5 separate regions of the Homo sapiens genome follow, and regions 2, 3, 4 and 5 are each linked to region 1. A link is a contact called in ENCODE Hi-C or POLR2A ChIA-PET data. All regions are on one chromosome and are shown on one strand. The core of a region is the stretch at or near the end of the contact, and the rest is flanking DNA. Distances in the headings are between cores, read along the strand shown.

Region 1 (3,035 bases), core at 197-2,696:
AGAAAATGTGTCTACACTCAAAGCTGGCCTAGGGGCCACTATTTTTTAACTTAAGAAATGCCACTATTTCATGCCCAGTTCTTAGTATCTTTTAACTATGTCAATCCTTTTTAATTCACATTCATGGGCACGCATTAGGTGAAGCTAAACAAAGAATCTATGCCTAGAGGAAGACTCACACATGAAACAAGGTAGTAAGAGCCTATGAATTAGATGCTAAAAGCGCTGCGGTGGCAATCCGGGAAGGCTTCCCAAAAGAAATGACTTTTGAAGTGTGATACCCTACTTTGTTTTAACCTGAGTGACTCTCTCCTAGCAGAGAGAGAGCCGGACAGACTCCATTTTAGTTTCTCCACTGGCAGCCCCCTTTCACCTCCCTCCCTTAAGGCATAGCTAGTGTAAACTGACTCAAAGCACGTCCAGGAATGCACCTACTGATAAGATATTGAGGCAAGCTGCACCAGCAGCTCCTGGGGACGCGCTCGGTGGATGGCAAGCAAAACCCCTGCATTTATCTCTTTGTGATAGTTTAAGCCCGTGCAATTGGAACTGTTTATATTTTGTAACTGCATTTGTAACCAATTAATTTTTCAACTTTTTGCCAGTTCTGCTTCTGTAAAAATTGCTTCAGCTAAAATCCCCCCTCCCCTATTTAGACCACGGTATAAAAACAAAACTAGCCCCTTCCTCAGGGCCGAGAAAATTTTGGGCGCTAGCTGCCTCTCGGTTGCCGGCTAATAAGGACTCTTTAATTTGTCTCAAAGTGTGGCGTTTCTCTGTAACTCGCTTGGTCACAATAGAAGCTGCTCCTAAAAGCAATGTAGACCCTTACAAAGAGACCAGCCCACCTAAATCCCTCCCTTGTTTGAACTCTAACAGTCCTAATATTTTAGACTGAGTAGTAGAACATATATGAACAATACAGTTCATTCCTGTGGCTTAGTCTAGCCTCCCCAGCGGGGTCACTCGTGGGATGCAAAAACCAGATTTGGTTACATATACAAATATACCTGGCACAGATGTGGGCGAGGAATAATCAATTTATGCCTGACGGTGGATTCTGGGCCTCGGGAAGATGCCGTTAGCGGTACCCACAGGAGGGAACTGGAACAGGCAAGAGTAGCGGGACAGGGCCGGGAATGGGGCACGCCGAGACCAAGAAGCCGACCGAGAGCAAGAAGGCCCAGTCATGCGCACCCGGCGCCTACATCCTCCTGCGGTCCCCCAGGCCTCTCCCCATAGGCATATGAGCTCTGCTCCACTCCTCGCTTGCCGGTGGACGCAGGCGCCGCGGCCGCCAGCTCTGTGAACGCAGCGGGGTCTCACCTCCAGGCTACCCCCAACCTCCCGCTCGGTCGGGGGCCCCTCCACGGCCGCTATCACTGGGTCGCGGCTCCTAGCGCCACCATCTTGGACCCCGCGCCTGGGCCAGGCGAGAACTTCCGGTGCGCTCCCCGGGACTGCGGTCCCCCAGTCCGCGCCCCGCCCAGCCGTCCCCCGTCGGCTCCAGCCAATCCGCGCGCGCTCCCCTGGCCGTCTCCCACCGGATCAGGTGTCTCCTCTGCGCAGACTCCTCCACGACGCCAGTCGGCGCTGGCGTAGCTCGGCTCAGCCCGGCGGAGTCTGACTTCCGGAGGGCCAGCGGCGCGCTGGCTGGTTACCAAGGTTACCGCCGAGAGGCCGCGTCCTCAGCTGGTCCTAGACATGCGTGGCGTCGGGGCTGTGGCACGGTCGGGTCCGGGGTGAGTGACCCCTTCAAGTAACTACGTTTTTGTTCTGCCCTTTTGTTTTGTTTTTGAGATGGAGTCTCGCTCTTTCGCCCAGGCCGGAGTGCAATGGCGCGATCTCGGCTCACTGCAGCCTCCATCTCCCAGGTTCAAGCGATTCTCCTGCCTCGGCCTCCCCAGTAGTTGGGATTACAGGCGCCCACCACCACGCCCTGCTAATTTTTGTATTTTTAGTAGAGACGGGGTTTCGCCATGTTGGCCAGGCTAGTCTCGAACTCCTGTTCTGCCTGTTCTGTTTTCATCTTTTGTTATTGTTCCCTGCATGCATTTGTGGTCTCATTCATTGATGACTTCTATTTGCAATGCCCGGTCAAAGGCTAGGCGATACAGATCCCAACAAGGACAGCTTAATGTTTAAAAGTGTAAGTTCCGAAGTGAGAAAGTCAGACACTCAGAATCCTTGCCCCACCACTTAGGGGCTATGTGACTTTGAACAAGTTACCTATTAATAGCTTCTTCGCGCCTCCGTTGCTTCATTTGTAAAGTGAGGTAAATAATAGGACCGACCTCACTGACATATGTATGTGAAGTTTGCATGTGGCGAAGGCCAGATACATATTAGTTATTACTATGGAGATGATGTTGGTTCGCGTAGCGTAGGATCGTGGTAAGGGTTATATATGTATGTAAAGATGTAAGATGTCCAACCCCAAGCCTTTCCGAAGCAAAACTGTCAGTGCACTAGTCACTTTGGCTTCTCATATCTCTCTGTCCCAAACTTTGGGTTGCACGAATTATGCACGTTTCACTCTTGAATTTGTAAATGCAGCTACTACCAACTATTCCTTAATTTGCACAACTACATTTGAGATAGTATTTCATTGACTGTGTTACATTTTCATTGAAATACTGAGCCATGTCTCAAATAGACTTCAATTATAGTTGCTTTTATAGTTCCTTTTGCTTTACCTCTCTTAATAAGAGTGCACTAATAGAAGTTACTCTTTGGAATTTAGAAATGGGTTTTTAAGGCAGGGCACGGTGGCTCACACCTGTAATCCCAGCACTTTGGGAGGCCTAGGAGGCCGCATCACTTGAGCTCAGGAGTTCAAGACCAGCCTGGCCAGCATGGTGAAACCCCCGTCTCTACTAAAAATGCAAAACAATTAACTGGCATGATGGCAGGCGCCTGTAGTTCCAGCTACTCGGGAGGCTGAGGCAGGAAAATAGCTTGAACCCGGGAGGTGGAGGTTGCAGTGAGCCGAGATGGAACCACTTCACTCCAGCCTGGGCAACAGAGCAAGACAC
Region 2 (3,035 bases), core at 283-2,782, 490 kb before region 1:
CATCTTCCTGGAAGGTAGCATAGAGCTAGGAAGGTCCCAGGAATGAAGGGTGGACACAGAAGATCTCGTGTTTATGGGTCTTGAAGGATGGGTAGAATTTGGGGGAGGTTTAGTGGGAGAGAAGGGAAGATAGGAGATTGTTATAAGGAGCAGCTATTATGGGCTAGAAATATGCCTTCTTAGAATCAGTGCCTTCACCCGGACAAGATGGTGGGGGTTCAAGCTAGAATGGGAGCAATGAGAAAGATGGAAAAGAGTGGACAGATCTGAAAACTACTCAAAGGATAAAATCAACAGGACTTGACAGATTGCTTATGGAGGTGTATGAAGAAGAGTTTAGAATTACTTGAGTGTCTAGCTTGCAGAACTGAATGGTTATCAGATTCCATTCTTATAGAAGTCCAAAGGCTCCTAACCCGGCCTAAAACGCTCTGCATGACCCGACCACTGCCTACCCATCTCACCAGTCTCATCTGTACCCACTCTCTTCCCCTCCACATCTGAGCCCCAGGAACGATGCCCTTCTTTCCAGTTCCTTCCTACCACAGGGTCTTCCCACATGAGCTCTCCTCTGACTGAACAGCCCCTCCCATATTTTTTCCCTACCCAACCCCTATTCATCCTTAGGGTCTCAGCTTAAACGCCGGTTTCTTTGGAAAAATCTCTGCCAGTCTTCAGATAAGGTTAGAGACCCCTGATATTCAATTCTCATCTTGTTTCGCAGCATTTTGTGTATCGCCACCACGTCTGTAACCGGAGCGCCTAGTACAGTATCTGACCCTCAATAAGAGCTCGGTAAATGTTTATTGTTGAATGCGTCATTCAGTCAGTCGAAACAATCCCCGAAACAGATATTGCCAGAGGAAAAAGAGACTTTTAGATTATACAACTAGTGAGTGACCGGGCCTGGAACCTAATCGATTCCTGTGTGCCGACCAATAGCCTAACAACAGAAAAATAAGGCCCATTTTTCCCCTGGAGAAACTCATGGCCGATAAAGGAGAAATACGTGCATCCCGTCCGGACTGATACCTGGATCCCCTTTCTGCCCGCAGCTCTCCTTCCTTCAACCTCCCTATCGCACTTGCACTGCACCGTAATCCCGGCGCACAGGTGCCGCGCCATCCTCCCCACAGGGCCGCGGGCACGCGGGCCACGGACTCACCTGGGCCCCGCCCACCGACCCATGCAGCCGCAATAGGCACATGAGCCCGGGCAAATGTGGGGCCGAGCGGTTTGGGGGATGCACCGGAGCAACGGCAGACCCCGTTCGAGGTTGCAGCAAACCAGAAACACTCTCCAGCAGCAGCAGGCGGAGCCGCGGGCCCGAGCTCACTGCCGAGAGACCCCCGGTCCCGCCAGGAACCCCAGCCGCGGAGCCCGCAGAGGGCCCACTCAGAACGGCTGCCGCCATCTTCCCCCGGGTTCCAGTGGTGGCGTGGCGCGATGACGCAAACACACCGCGACGGCCGCCTACTGGGGAGGGGGCGTGGGGAGGGGGCTGCGGTCTTGCGCACTGAGTGAAGGCAGGCTGGACTCGCGGGCTCAAGCTGGGAAGGAGCATGCGCGGAGAGAGCAGCCTGGGCGCCGAGGCAGCGGGGTGCTCGGTTCCCGGAGTGATGGCGGATGAGGCTGCCTGTGAGCGTGTCCGAGGCGGTCCTGTGATGTTAAAGGTACACGTGGTCCGGACAAAAGGCGCCAAAGTCGGAACGATTTCCATTTAGCGGACGGAGTCTTGGGACATCTTCGCTGTAGGAATCAATAACTCTCATTTTTTTTTTTTGAGACGGAGTCTCGCTCTGTGGCCCAGGCTGGAGTGCAGTGGCGCGATCTCGGCTCACCGCAACCTCCACCTTCCAGGTTCAAGCGATTTCCCTGCCTCAGCCTCCCGAGTAGATGGGATTACAGTCGCGCGCCACCACGCCCGGCTAATTTTTTTTGTATTTTTGTAGAGATGGGGTTTCACCATGTTGGCCAGGATGGTCTTGAACTCCTGACCTCAGGTGTTCCGCCCGCCTTGGCCTCCCAAAGTGCTGAGATTACAGGCATGAGCCACCGCACCCTGCCTAGGAATCAGTAACGTGTGTGTGTGTGTACGCGCGCCAAAGATTTATTTCTTCATTTCTTGCATTTCAAGTACTCTTCGATGTCATCCTTGGCCTGAGACTCCTTGCCATAGTCCTTAACTACTACACAACTGCAACCAACCACTTTACGGGGTTTCCCCTCTCTGTCGATTTTTACAGAGCCCTACCCATTCTCCTAGTTTCTTGTTGTCATCAACCTTAATTAGGTTGATTTGGTGTTCAGCACAAAGGCCTCCACCAACTTGACATACATAGTAGGCTCATCATAGTTGGATGCAAGCACACAAAGATGGGCTTGGCGTTTGTCTAAGGCTTTGGCAGCTTCGCGAATTCCACGTGCTAGGTCATGGTGGATGAGAGCGGTCTTCAGCACCTCTTGTGAAGCAGTATTAACATCCATTACCCCTCCAGCAGCAATGCCTTCCTCGGCCGTGGCGGTGGGTTACAAGTGAAGCTGAATCTTGAAGGTACCCAAGCCTCCGCCTCCGCGCAACTCGGCAGCGGCAGGGAAAGAGAAGGAATCAATAACTCTCTAGGTAACTTGAAATCACAGACATTTTTAACTACATTTGCAACTTCAGAAATGATACAAGACGTGCGCCTTGCAAAAGCCAATTCAAACAGTACAGAAAGGCATAAAGTAAAAAGAAAAACTGCTCCTCCCCCGCAAAGCCCTGCCCCAGTAGCGTGTATACTTTCCTAATATTAGTCTATGCACAAGCACATAAATGAATATTTTACAAGATTGGGGTCTGCGTGTGGCTTGTTTTCACTCATGGCCTTCTTTATGCTGTTTTTTAAACTGTGGTATGAATGAAATGGGTGCACCATGATTTAATAATTCTATTGCTGAATTAATGCTTAAAGGCTGCTCCAGCTTTTTGCTAATGCAAACTGTAGTGAACACGCTAATACCTCTATGTTTATGTTTGTGTACTTTTGTGATTG
Region 3 (3,035 bases), core at 479-2,978, 400 kb before region 1:
CGGGAGGATCACCTGAGGTTAGGAGTTCGAGACCGGCCTGGCCAACATGGCGAAACCCCATCTCTTTAATAAAAATACAAAAATTAGCCGGGCATGGTGGCGCATGCCTGTAATCCCAGCTACTTGGGAGGCTGGGGCAAGAGAATTGCTGGAACCCGGGAGGCGGAAGCTGCAGTGAGCCGAGATCACACCAGTATAAAAAGACAAATAGAGGCCGGGCGCGGTGGCTCACGCCTGTAATCCCAGCACTTTGGGAGGCCGAGGCGGGTGGATCATGAGGTCAGGAGATCGAGACCATCCTGGCTAACAAGGTGAAACCCCGTCTCTACTAAAAATACAAAAAAAATTAGCCGGGCGCGGTGGCGGGCGCCTGTAGTCCCAGCTACTCGGGAGGCTGAGGCAGGAGAATGGCGTGAACCCGGGAAGCGGAGCTTGCAGTGAGCCGAGATTGCGCCACTGCAGTCCGCAGTCCCGCCTGGGCGACAGAGCGAGACTCCGTCTCAAAAAAAAAAAAAAAAAAAAAAAAAGACAAATAGAGCTGGGTTCAGTGGCACACACCTGTAGTCCCAGCTACTTGAGAAGCTGAGGCGGGAGGATCACTGGAGCCCAGGAGTTCGAGGCTGATATAGTGCACCATGATCCCATCTGCACTCCAGCCTGGGAAACACCGCAAGACAAACCCACCCCACACACACACCCCACCCTCGTCTCAAAAAAAAAAAATTAAACCCCAAAAATATATTAAACAAAAGACATATCCCAATTTTAGAATGTGCAAAGAACTTGAAAAAACATTGCATCAAAAAAGACATACAAATGGCCAATTATCTCATGGAAATATGCTCAGCATCACTAATCATTAGAAAAATACCAATGAAAACCACAGGGTACCACTTCACACCCACTGGAATGGCTATAACTAAAAAAATGCACAATAACAAGTGTTGGTGAGGATGTGGAGAAATTGGAACCCTCACACATGGCTTGTAGGGATGTAAAATGGTGCAGTTTCTGTGGAAAACAGTTTGTCGGTTGCTCAAAATGTTAAACATACAGTTATCATAGAACCCATAAATTCCTCTGCCAGCATATACTCCTAAGTATATAACTAAAAGAAATGAAAACATGGTGTGGTCACTTTAGCCCAAAGACTCTCAGGTTTATTTTGTGGGCCCTTTGGACTGTAACTCCATAAGATCGGTACGGCGCAAGCCACTAGGACTGTTTTTTGTTTTGTTTTGTTTTTGCTTTTGTTTTGAGACAGTCTTGCTCTGTCGCTCAGGCTGGAGTGCAGTGGCGTGATCTCGGCTCACTGTAACCTCCGCCTCCCAGGCTCAAGCGATTCTCCTGCCTCAGCCTCCCCAGTAGCCGGGATTACAGGCGCGCCCCACCACGCCCGGCTAATTTTTGTATTTTTTAGTAGAGAAGGAGTTTCACCATGTTGGCCAGGCTGGTCTTGAACTCCTAACCTCATGATCCGCCCGCCTCAGCCTCCCAAAGTGCCGAACGGTTTTTGGGTTTTTTTTGGTTTTTTGGGGGGGGGGTTTTGCTGACTTTCTTGTTTTGTTTGTTGCTTGCCACGCTGCCATCAAGTGCTCACTGTCGCAAAAGAACCGTCCCCATGCAGTACTGTACTTTTCTTTTCCCTTCTGCCGTCAACCTCGGAGTAGCTTCGCTCCCAGAAGGCCTCAAAGCGCGACCAAAGAGCGTGACAGAGCGCTTTACGACAGTTGCTTTGAGGCAGTACCGGAGGAGAAAGATGGCGGCTACCTTACTAGCTGCTCGGGGAGCCGGGCCAGCACCGGCTTGGGGGCCGGAGGCGTTCACTCCAGACTGGGAAAGCCGAGAAGTTTCCACTGGGGTGAGGAAGGAATCGGGGTTCATAGGACGTGCACAAGGCCTGACGCGATGGGAAGATAAAGCCTGAGTGGGGTTGAGAGATCTGGCAGGGGTGGAGAGGAGGTGGAATGTGTTGTGCTCCAGGAATGGGGAGAGGTACCCCGAAGATGGTGGAGTGGTGCGGTAGCTTCGTAGTGGGAGGTGGAGGGTGGGCTGAAGTTTGAAATTCTGAAATCCTGCGAGGCTAGTGAGGATCTTGGGCTTAAGTACGGGATGAGTCTTTTGAGATTTGAGGGTTGGCATTCTGGTATTCTGCGGGGTGCTGAGGCCCCTATAAGATTTGAAAATGGTTCAGCGACGGACAGATTTTGTATTTTTGGAACTAGGTAGAGAGATCATTGAGGTTTGTGTCTGCTGGAGAATGTAGACTTACTCCTTTTTCCCTTTTCCCAGACCACTATCATGGCCGTGCAGTTTGACGGGGGCGTGGTTCTGGGGGCGGACTCCAGAACAACCACTGGGTGAGCTCAGGACAGATTTGTGAAAGGTCTTCCCATCTTCCTTTTCCTTTCCTGCCTGCCAGCCCACCCTGCCTGCCTCCACAGACCACTGTGGGAAGAGAGGTTTCTTCTCTCTCTGGAGATAAAGATTTGTCCCAACTTTTGTTACTTTCAGTTCCCCTCACTCGTTAGTGGAATCCTTACAAAAGTCTGTTCTCCAGCCCGCTTCAGTTTGGATGAGAATAAGCAATACTGGAGGCCAGGCACGGTGGCTCACGCCTGTAATCCCAGTACTTTGGGAGGCCGAGGCGGGTGGATCACCTGAGGTCAGGAGTTCGAGACCAGCCTGGCCAACATGGCGAAACCCCGTCTCTACTAAAAAATACAAAAATTAGCCGTGCGTGGCGGTGCGTGCCTGCAGTCCCAGCTACTTGGGAGGCTAGGGCTAGAGAATCGCTTGGACCCAGGAGGTGGATGTTGCAGTGAGCAGAGATCGCGTCACTGTACTCCAGCCTGGGCAACAGAGCGAGACTCCATCTCAAAGAAAAAGGAAAAAAAGGCAATACTGGACATCCTATCCCTGAGCCCTAAGAGAGTGGGTAGTGATGGGATGGAGGTGGAAGACAGGTGGGCTCCTTTCCTCACTATTCTGCCATCCTGCAGGTCCTACATCGCCAATCGAGTGACTGACAAGCT
Region 4 (3,035 bases), core at 170-2,669, 360 kb before region 1:
AGCCGGGCGAGGTGGCGGGCGCCTGTAGTCCCAGCTACTCAGGAGGCTGAGGCAGGAGAATGGCATGAACCCGGAAAGCGGAGCTTGCAGTGAGCTAAGATCGCACCACTGCACTCCAGCCTGGGCGACAGAGTGAGACTCTGTCTCAAAAAAAAAAAAAAAAAAAAAAAAATAGAATTGACTTGAAGGAGTCAGGCCGGAAGGCCAAATAGGAGATGAATGGGGATAGCGGCTTGAATAAGGGCAGTGGCAAGGAAAATGGGCTAGGGGTTAGGGAAGGGGGCCGACTGGCTGTGCACCCAAATGCTAAAAACGGTCCAGAAAGGAATGTGTTCAGCTATTTTTCAAGGACTTCTAAATTAAACTCTCTTAAATGATGTTTATATTAAGGCTGGTGGTGGAGTCTTTCAGAGGCAGTGTTGGTGCTAGAAGAGCTCTTGAGGATCATACAGCCTCCCCCCTCAATTTCACAGTGAAAGAAAACCTCAGAGAAGCAAAGCAACTTGCTCAAGGTCACACAGCATTTCAGTGGTAGAACATGACTCGTGGTTCTTAGATAGCATTACCCAGCCTCCACTGAGGCTAATGGCTGTAGGCGCTATGCCAACATGACTAGATCTAAGGTGACCCAAGCTATATTTTAAGGGACTGAACGCAGATTCCCTCTCTTCCCCTTCGCCACCCCTTCCTCCACGCGCGACTCCAGTGATCAATGAATAATTGTGGAAACAGTTCCTTTGTGCAGAACACTTTGTTAAAAGAGGTGCAGAGATACACGTCTGCGGTAGGATTCCTTATCCTGAGATCTGAGAGCACCTCGATGCTTCCCCAACCTGCTAGGTGAGGGTGGAAAGGGCATTCCTGAGGCAGCCGGTGCCCCTCCTCTGCCCCCCAACTCCCACGTGGTTTCTCCAGCCAAGTTCTCACGGAGTGGCCCCTCCCTCAGCGGCTCCACTGTTGCCATAGCAATTGGGTGGGTGGACAGCCCGTCCTATCTAGAGGCCACCCAGCCCTCGCGTGGGGAGTTACCATAACAACCCCCTAGTAATAGAGGGGGTTGGGTACCGCCCCCTTCCCCCGCAAATGGAAAGGTGGGTGGCTTGATTGGCAGCTGGGCACACGAAAGAAGGAGGGAAAGGGAAGGAAAGGCGTCAAAGGAGATCTGAGAAGGAAATAAGGGAGAGAAAGGGCAAAAAAAATAGGGAAAGAAAAGGAAACGCGTGTGCGCACGCGCACCAGCTGGTGGGCGCGCTCCGCGGCCGCCTCGGCCGCCGCCCACTTCTTTCACGCCAGGCTCGCGCGGTCGCTCCGTCCTCGCGCGCGCCTTTCGCCTGCTCGCCTGCGCCTGCGCGCAGGTGTCGGCGCCTAGGGGGAGGGGGCCCCGGCGCGCTCGCGTCACGCTCGCGCTTCCACCCTCCCAGTGCGCGGTCGCTCCGCGCCTGCGCAGGAGAGGTGGTAGGCTCGGGTGGCTGGCTCCGGGGAGATAGCGCCTGTCAGTCGGTGGGTCGGTCCTCGCGCCGGCCCTCCCCCTCCCCGGTCTCCGGGGGAGGCGCGGTGGAGTCCGCCCCCGGGGTTCTCCGATGGGGGAGAAGCGGCGACGGCGGCAGTGGAGTAACCGAGCCGGAGCGTGAGCGGCCCCGGTGCCCCGTTCCCCACGGAGGCCATGGGCGACCCAGCCCCCGCCCGCAGCCTGGACGACATCGACCTGTCCGCCCTGCGGGTGAGCGCGCCGTCCCCCAGCCTCGCCCTGGTTCCTGTCCCCGCCGCAGGGGAGGGAGCGGGGTGGCTGCACGCCTCACGTGCTCCCGGGCGCCCCCTCCACCAGCTTGGGTCCCCTTGGCGACCCGTGCCCCTTTCCCGGACTCCCGCCGCGGCTGGGCCCCCGCCCTCTGCTCCCTTCTCTCTCCACTGGCTGCAGATGCTGGGAGCCAGTTCGGTCCCCACCCTGTGGTGCCCCGCCCCCACACTTCCGTGCCACCCTACCTTTACTCTGGGGTTCGGGACCCACTGGTTCGCCTAAACTTAGCCTCCCCCATCACCTGGAGAACCTTTATTGTGGTTCCTTACCTCCTTTCGGCCCTTTTCCACCTTTGCCCTTACTTCTATCTTCTTCCTTCCCCTCCTCTTCCTCAGCTCCTGGAATTTTGACTTTGCAACTGTCTCGACAGCCTCTCTCTCATCCCTCTTTCTCTGCCTCGCCCACCCTTGAATTGCATCCTTTCCCTGGTCGGAATTTCAGCTACCCCACCCCTCGTGCCGTCACCCTCAATCCCATGTTCAGTTTTCCCTATCCCTTCTCTCCTGTTTCAAGTGCAGCAGTTCAGAACCAGGCATTTCCGGTCTCAGGGTCCCTGAATATTACATGACCAACTCTGCAGCAGCGTGGGGCTGGGAGCCCTCGGGGAGGAGGGGAGGCATTTCTTCTCTTTGGAAACTGTAGCACGGGCTGGGAAGAGGATGTTTACACACACACACACGCGCACACACGACACATGCTACATGTGGTCAGGCTGAAGGTTTGGAAAGGCAGTGGGTGTTTATGTTAGCTAAAGGCTGGAAGCAATGGAGACCTCTCAAGGTAGGGGCTAATAAGGAAAGGGGTTGAGAGGAAGCAAATGCTGCAGGAATTTCTTGGAAATACCCGTTCATTGTCCCTTGTGGGGCACTTACACACTCTGGTGGAAGAGCTTTCTGTAGCATTTATGTTTTTCTTCGGCAGGGAGCTTTGGCTTAAGGGGCAACTTAGTGATTTCAAGGTGAACACTCCAGACTATCAGCCAGGTGGTGTTTTGATCCTGTGCCCTTCCAGCGCTCTCACCAGGCCAAGGTGTGGGGAGAGCAGGACTTCCCATCTCTAGGTTCGCTTCTCTGGAGGCCCCTGCTCAGACTGTCTTCTGGCTTTTGAGTCAGCCAGGGAACATGGCCAGTAGTGGGAAAAGGCGGTCAGCCACACAGGTGCCCCGGATATGGCTGGAGGGGAGAGGGGAATTGAAGAGAGCAGAGTCATGTTGTTAATTGGGTTTCTCTAGGTGACA
Region 5 (3,035 bases), core at 1-2,500, 290 kb before region 1:
GAGGGCGGTGCTTCCCGGTTGGCCCCGCCCCATAAGGCCCCCCCCCAACAATAATCGTCCGGGCCTCGGAGTAGCTCTTCCCACCGGAAAATAAGCGAACAGTTCTGCCAATCGAAGGGGAAGTAGGTGACCTCCACTGCGCAGACGCTGCGGTAGATGGCCGGAGGCAGCCACGTCACGGAGCCGCCCTCGTAGACGAGCACGTTGGCGTCGTAGGCCACTCCGAACTGGCCATCAATACTGTGGGCTCGGGGAAACCGAGCTTTTTGCACAGGTCTGCACCCTCTCAGAGTACCCCCTTCCCCAACCAAGTCCAGCCCGCACCCCAGGCCGGCTTCCCTCCAGCCTGGCGTCTGGCCCGGTTCTCACTTGTTTTCCAGCACAATCTCTGGCAGCCACACGAGTTCTGAAGGGACTCGCAGGGTTTCTATACCCCCAAAGTCGTCCTTGCTGTAGTTGAGTCGGTAATCCTGCCAATCCTAAGGGGTGGGGGATGGAAGGCCGCGTGCCCTGCATCTCCCACCTGGCGCTGCCTGGGAGGGGTTTGGGGGAAAAGGGGTGCCCTGGACAAGACCTCACACCATTCCCCAGATTTGACTCACGATTCCAATCCAGACGCTAGTGGTGAGAGTCTCCTCTTTTTCATTCTGCAGATGGGAGATGGGGATGATTGAAGTGAGATTTCAGGGCCAGAAGTGAGCTTTAGGACAGAGCTCAGCGGTTGGGGCCAGAAGTGGGATTTTTGGCTTAAGATGAGGGTGGGGGTAGCTTACCAGTGAGATGAGATTCGTCAGGGTGACCTTGAGGCTGATGGTGACAGTATCCTCAGGCTCCCGCACTGGCCGGCTTCCTGGGTCATAGTTGTTGAAGAGATGGTGATAAAGACGCAGTTCCTCGTTCTTCCCCACACCCCTGCCTGCGATGGGGTCAAGAAGGAAGGGTCATTGGCAATGAAGAGGCTGGAGCACCTCTCTCCCCTCTGCCTCCCCTGGGTCCTCACAGGCCTCTGAGGCTGTGTACTATCAGTATCTGTCTCCTAAACCAATTATGCTGTGCCTGGGAACGAAATACTGTGTCTAAGTCTCCATCTTGGTCTCTGTCTTTGTCTTCCCAGTCCCTTCATGTCAGTATCTGTGTGTGTCCAATTGCCCCTCTAGCCCCTGTCCGTACCGAGAAGCCCCAAGAGGAGCAGGACCCCAAGCGGAGCCCTTGCCATCCTGCTGCGTGGTTCTCAGGGTTATTCTGAGCTCTGGCAGGCTTGGAGGGGGCATGCCAGGGTGCCTGTGTGAGGGGGAGGAGGGTGTTAGTTCCGGGCTGTTAGGGGACTGTCACCTAATCCTCTGCTCACCCCTGCTGCAGCTGGGGACATTTTGGCTGCTTCCAGAGGCAGCTGCCCCATCCTGTGTTTCCTGCCCCTGCCCCGCCCCAGCCCAGCGTCCTTTGCCTGGTATTTGGCCAACTCCCCAGCCACAGATGTGGGCGTCTCCTGAGAGGCACCTGCAACCACAATTCTAGTAGCAGGGGGTGGGAGACACTGCTTTCAGCAGGCACTGTTGTCCTTTGAGTAAGCTGCCCTGTGTAGGTGACCCTGACTGATGAACACATCTGGGGATGTGACACACCCCTTGCCTCCCATTCTCACCCATGTGGAACACACACTATCACCACCCAAGCTCACAATGCCTTTCTTGCCGACAGAGTGGCAAAAAACAGTCTCCATAAAGACCTGATAAAGAGACAGGTGGTCACAGGGGATTAGCCCTGCGGTACAGAGATTCCATCTAGCAAAGGAGATCATGTAAAGGACCCACCTCCTTCCACAACCTGATCGCCAGGTTTGCCCATGCCCAGCCCCTCTGGGTGGGAGACTTGTTTCTCCTTGTCTATCCCTGCTGCCACCTTGTGGTCACAGATGATAGTACCGTCTTCCCATCCTACTCTCCTAAACACACACGTGCACACATACACACACACCTGATGACACCTTAATAGATCCTTTTGATGTTCCTTTTTAAAAAAAATTTTTTTGAGACCAAGTCTCGCTCTGGCGCCCAGACTGGAGTGCAGTGGCATGATCTCGGCTCACTGCAACCTCCGCCTCCCGGGTTCAAGCGATTCTCCTGCCTCAACCTCTGGAGTAGCTGGGACTACAGGCGCATGCCACCATGCCCGGCTAATTTTTGTATTTTTTAGTAGAGATGGGGTTTCACCATGTTAGCCAGGATGGTCTCGATCTCCTGACCTCGTGAGCCACCTACCTGGGCCTCCCAAAGTGCTGGGATTATAGGCGTGAGCCACCGCGCCCAGCCTCGATGTTTTTTGTTTTTCTGTTTCTTTTTTTGTTTTTTGTTTTTTGCAGGGGGTGGGGGGACAGGATCTCACTCTGTCACCCAGACAGGAGTACAGTGGCACCACCATAGTTCACTGCGGCTCTCAAACTCCTGGGCTAAAGCGATCCTCCTGCCTCAGCTTCCCAAAGGGTTAGGATTACAGGTGTGAGCCACCACGCCCGGCCTCAGTGTTTTTTAAAGCCTTCTTGAACCATTCTAATCACCTGGAGGGGTGCTTATTTTAAATTCAGATTCCTAGGCTCCATTCCCAGAGAATTATGATTTCGGGACTAGGGTGCCAGGAATCTGTATTTTTAGGAAACTGTCCAGGTGTTCCTCGTGAGGTAGGAGGGGCTGGCCTAAGCATATTTTCTGCTTACATCTCATTTCCTCACAGCAGTCCAGCAAAGCAATGATCACTGTCCTGAATACATGAAAGGGGATGCTAAGGTCGGGATCCAGGGTCACACAAGTAGATTGGCAATAATGCATGAGACTTATCAATCAACTCTATTGATCTCGCACACCTGTGTTTATTTTACCCTTCACAAAACACTTTCGGGTCCATCACCTTTGGGTCTCCTTCCCCCACCTATGAGGTAGGTCATAATCACCTCCATGTTACAAGCGAGGACACATCAAATAACAGAGTGTCCTCCTAGTCCATTTCCCACACTTGTGTAAAGCCTCTGTTTCCACTGCTGC

Evidence for each region. Hi-C counts contacts between places; a loop is a spot of excess contacts on that map. ChIA-PET counts read pairs that join two places held with the same protein, here RNA polymerase II (POLR2A). Pooled maps may share reads with other maps.
Region 2: a loop to region 1 is called in a pooled map, with 5 times the contacts of the local background. The contact joins the promoter of PELP1-DT here to the promoter of ZNF594 in region 1. A Hi-C loop is called at or near these places in 7 of 50 pooled maps. POLR2A ChIA-PET finds 5 or more read pairs at or near these places in 2 of 52 experiments (PC-9 and activated CD8-positive, alpha-beta memory T cell).
Region 3: a loop to region 1 is called in a pooled map, with 6 times the contacts of the local background. The contact joins the promoter of PSMB6 here to the promoter of ZNF594 in region 1. A Hi-C loop is called at or near these places in 6 of 50 pooled maps. POLR2A ChIA-PET finds 5 or more read pairs at or near these places in 3 of 52 experiments (A673, AG04449 and activated B cell).
Region 4: a loop to region 1 is called in a pooled map, with 9 times the contacts of the local background. The contact joins the promoter of MINK1 here to the promoter of ZNF594 in region 1. A Hi-C loop is called at or near these places in 5 of 50 pooled maps. POLR2A ChIA-PET finds 5 or more read pairs at or near these places in 2 of 52 experiments (HEK293 and activated B cell).
Region 5: a loop to region 1 is called in a pooled map, with 4 times the contacts of the local background. The contact joins the promoter of CHRNE here to the promoter of ZNF594 in region 1. A Hi-C loop is called at or near these places in 6 of 50 pooled maps. POLR2A ChIA-PET finds 5 or more read pairs at or near these places in 4 of 52 experiments (A549, AG04449, CD4-positive, alpha-beta memory T cell and 1 more).

Annotation. Positions count from the first base shown.
Region 1 is chr17:5,190,422-5,193,456 of GRCh38, forward strand. It overlaps ZNF594 (zinc finger protein 594), which reads right to left and starts at 1,447. Exons shown (of 2, transcript NM_032530.2): 1 at 1,327-1,447. It overlaps ZNF594-DT (ZNF594 divergent transcript), which reads left to right and starts at 1,586. Exons shown (of 6, transcript NR_152840.1): 1 at 1,586-1,742. RefSeq lists a silencer at 1,382-1,581.
Region 2 is chr17:4,702,698-4,705,732 of GRCh38, forward strand. It overlaps PELP1-DT (PELP1 divergent transcript), which reads left to right and starts at 1,533. Exons shown (of 2, transcript NR_103482.1): 1 at 1,533-1,673; 2 at 2,502-2,832. It overlaps PELP1 (proline, glutamate and leucine rich protein 1), which reads right to left and starts at 1,440. Exons shown (of 17, transcript NM_014389.3): 1 at 1,166-1,440. The coding sequence starts at 1,414. It also overlaps the pseudogene RPS12P29.
Region 3 is chr17:4,794,436-4,797,470 of GRCh38, forward strand. It overlaps PSMB6 (proteasome 20S subunit beta 6), which reads left to right and starts at 1,729. Exons shown (of 6, transcript NM_002798.3): 1 at 1,729-1,861; 2 at 2,293-2,360; 3 at 3,003-3,035. The coding sequence starts at 1,760. RefSeq lists enhancers at 1,488-2,086, 1,513-2,042.
Region 4 is chr17:4,831,921-4,834,955 of GRCh38, forward strand. MINK1 (misshapen like kinase 1) reads left to right here and starts at 1,420. Exons shown (of 32, transcript NM_153827.5): 1 at 1,420-1,720. The coding sequence starts at 1,664. RefSeq lists an enhancer at 477-1,263 and silencers at 1,241-1,710, 1,721-1,970.
Region 5 is chr17:4,901,848-4,904,882 of GRCh38, forward strand. CHRNE (cholinergic receptor nicotinic epsilon subunit) reads right to left here and starts at 1,251. Exons shown (of 12, transcript NM_000080.4): 1 at 1,171-1,251; 2 at 774-916; 3 at 603-647; 4 at 370-479; 5 at 85-240. The coding sequence starts at 1,216. C17orf107 (chromosome 17 open reading frame 107) reads left to right here. Exons shown (of 3, transcript NM_001145536.2): 3 at 1-1,087. RefSeq lists enhancers at 1-604, 605-1,246, 1,436-1,655 and a silencer at 1,787-2,081.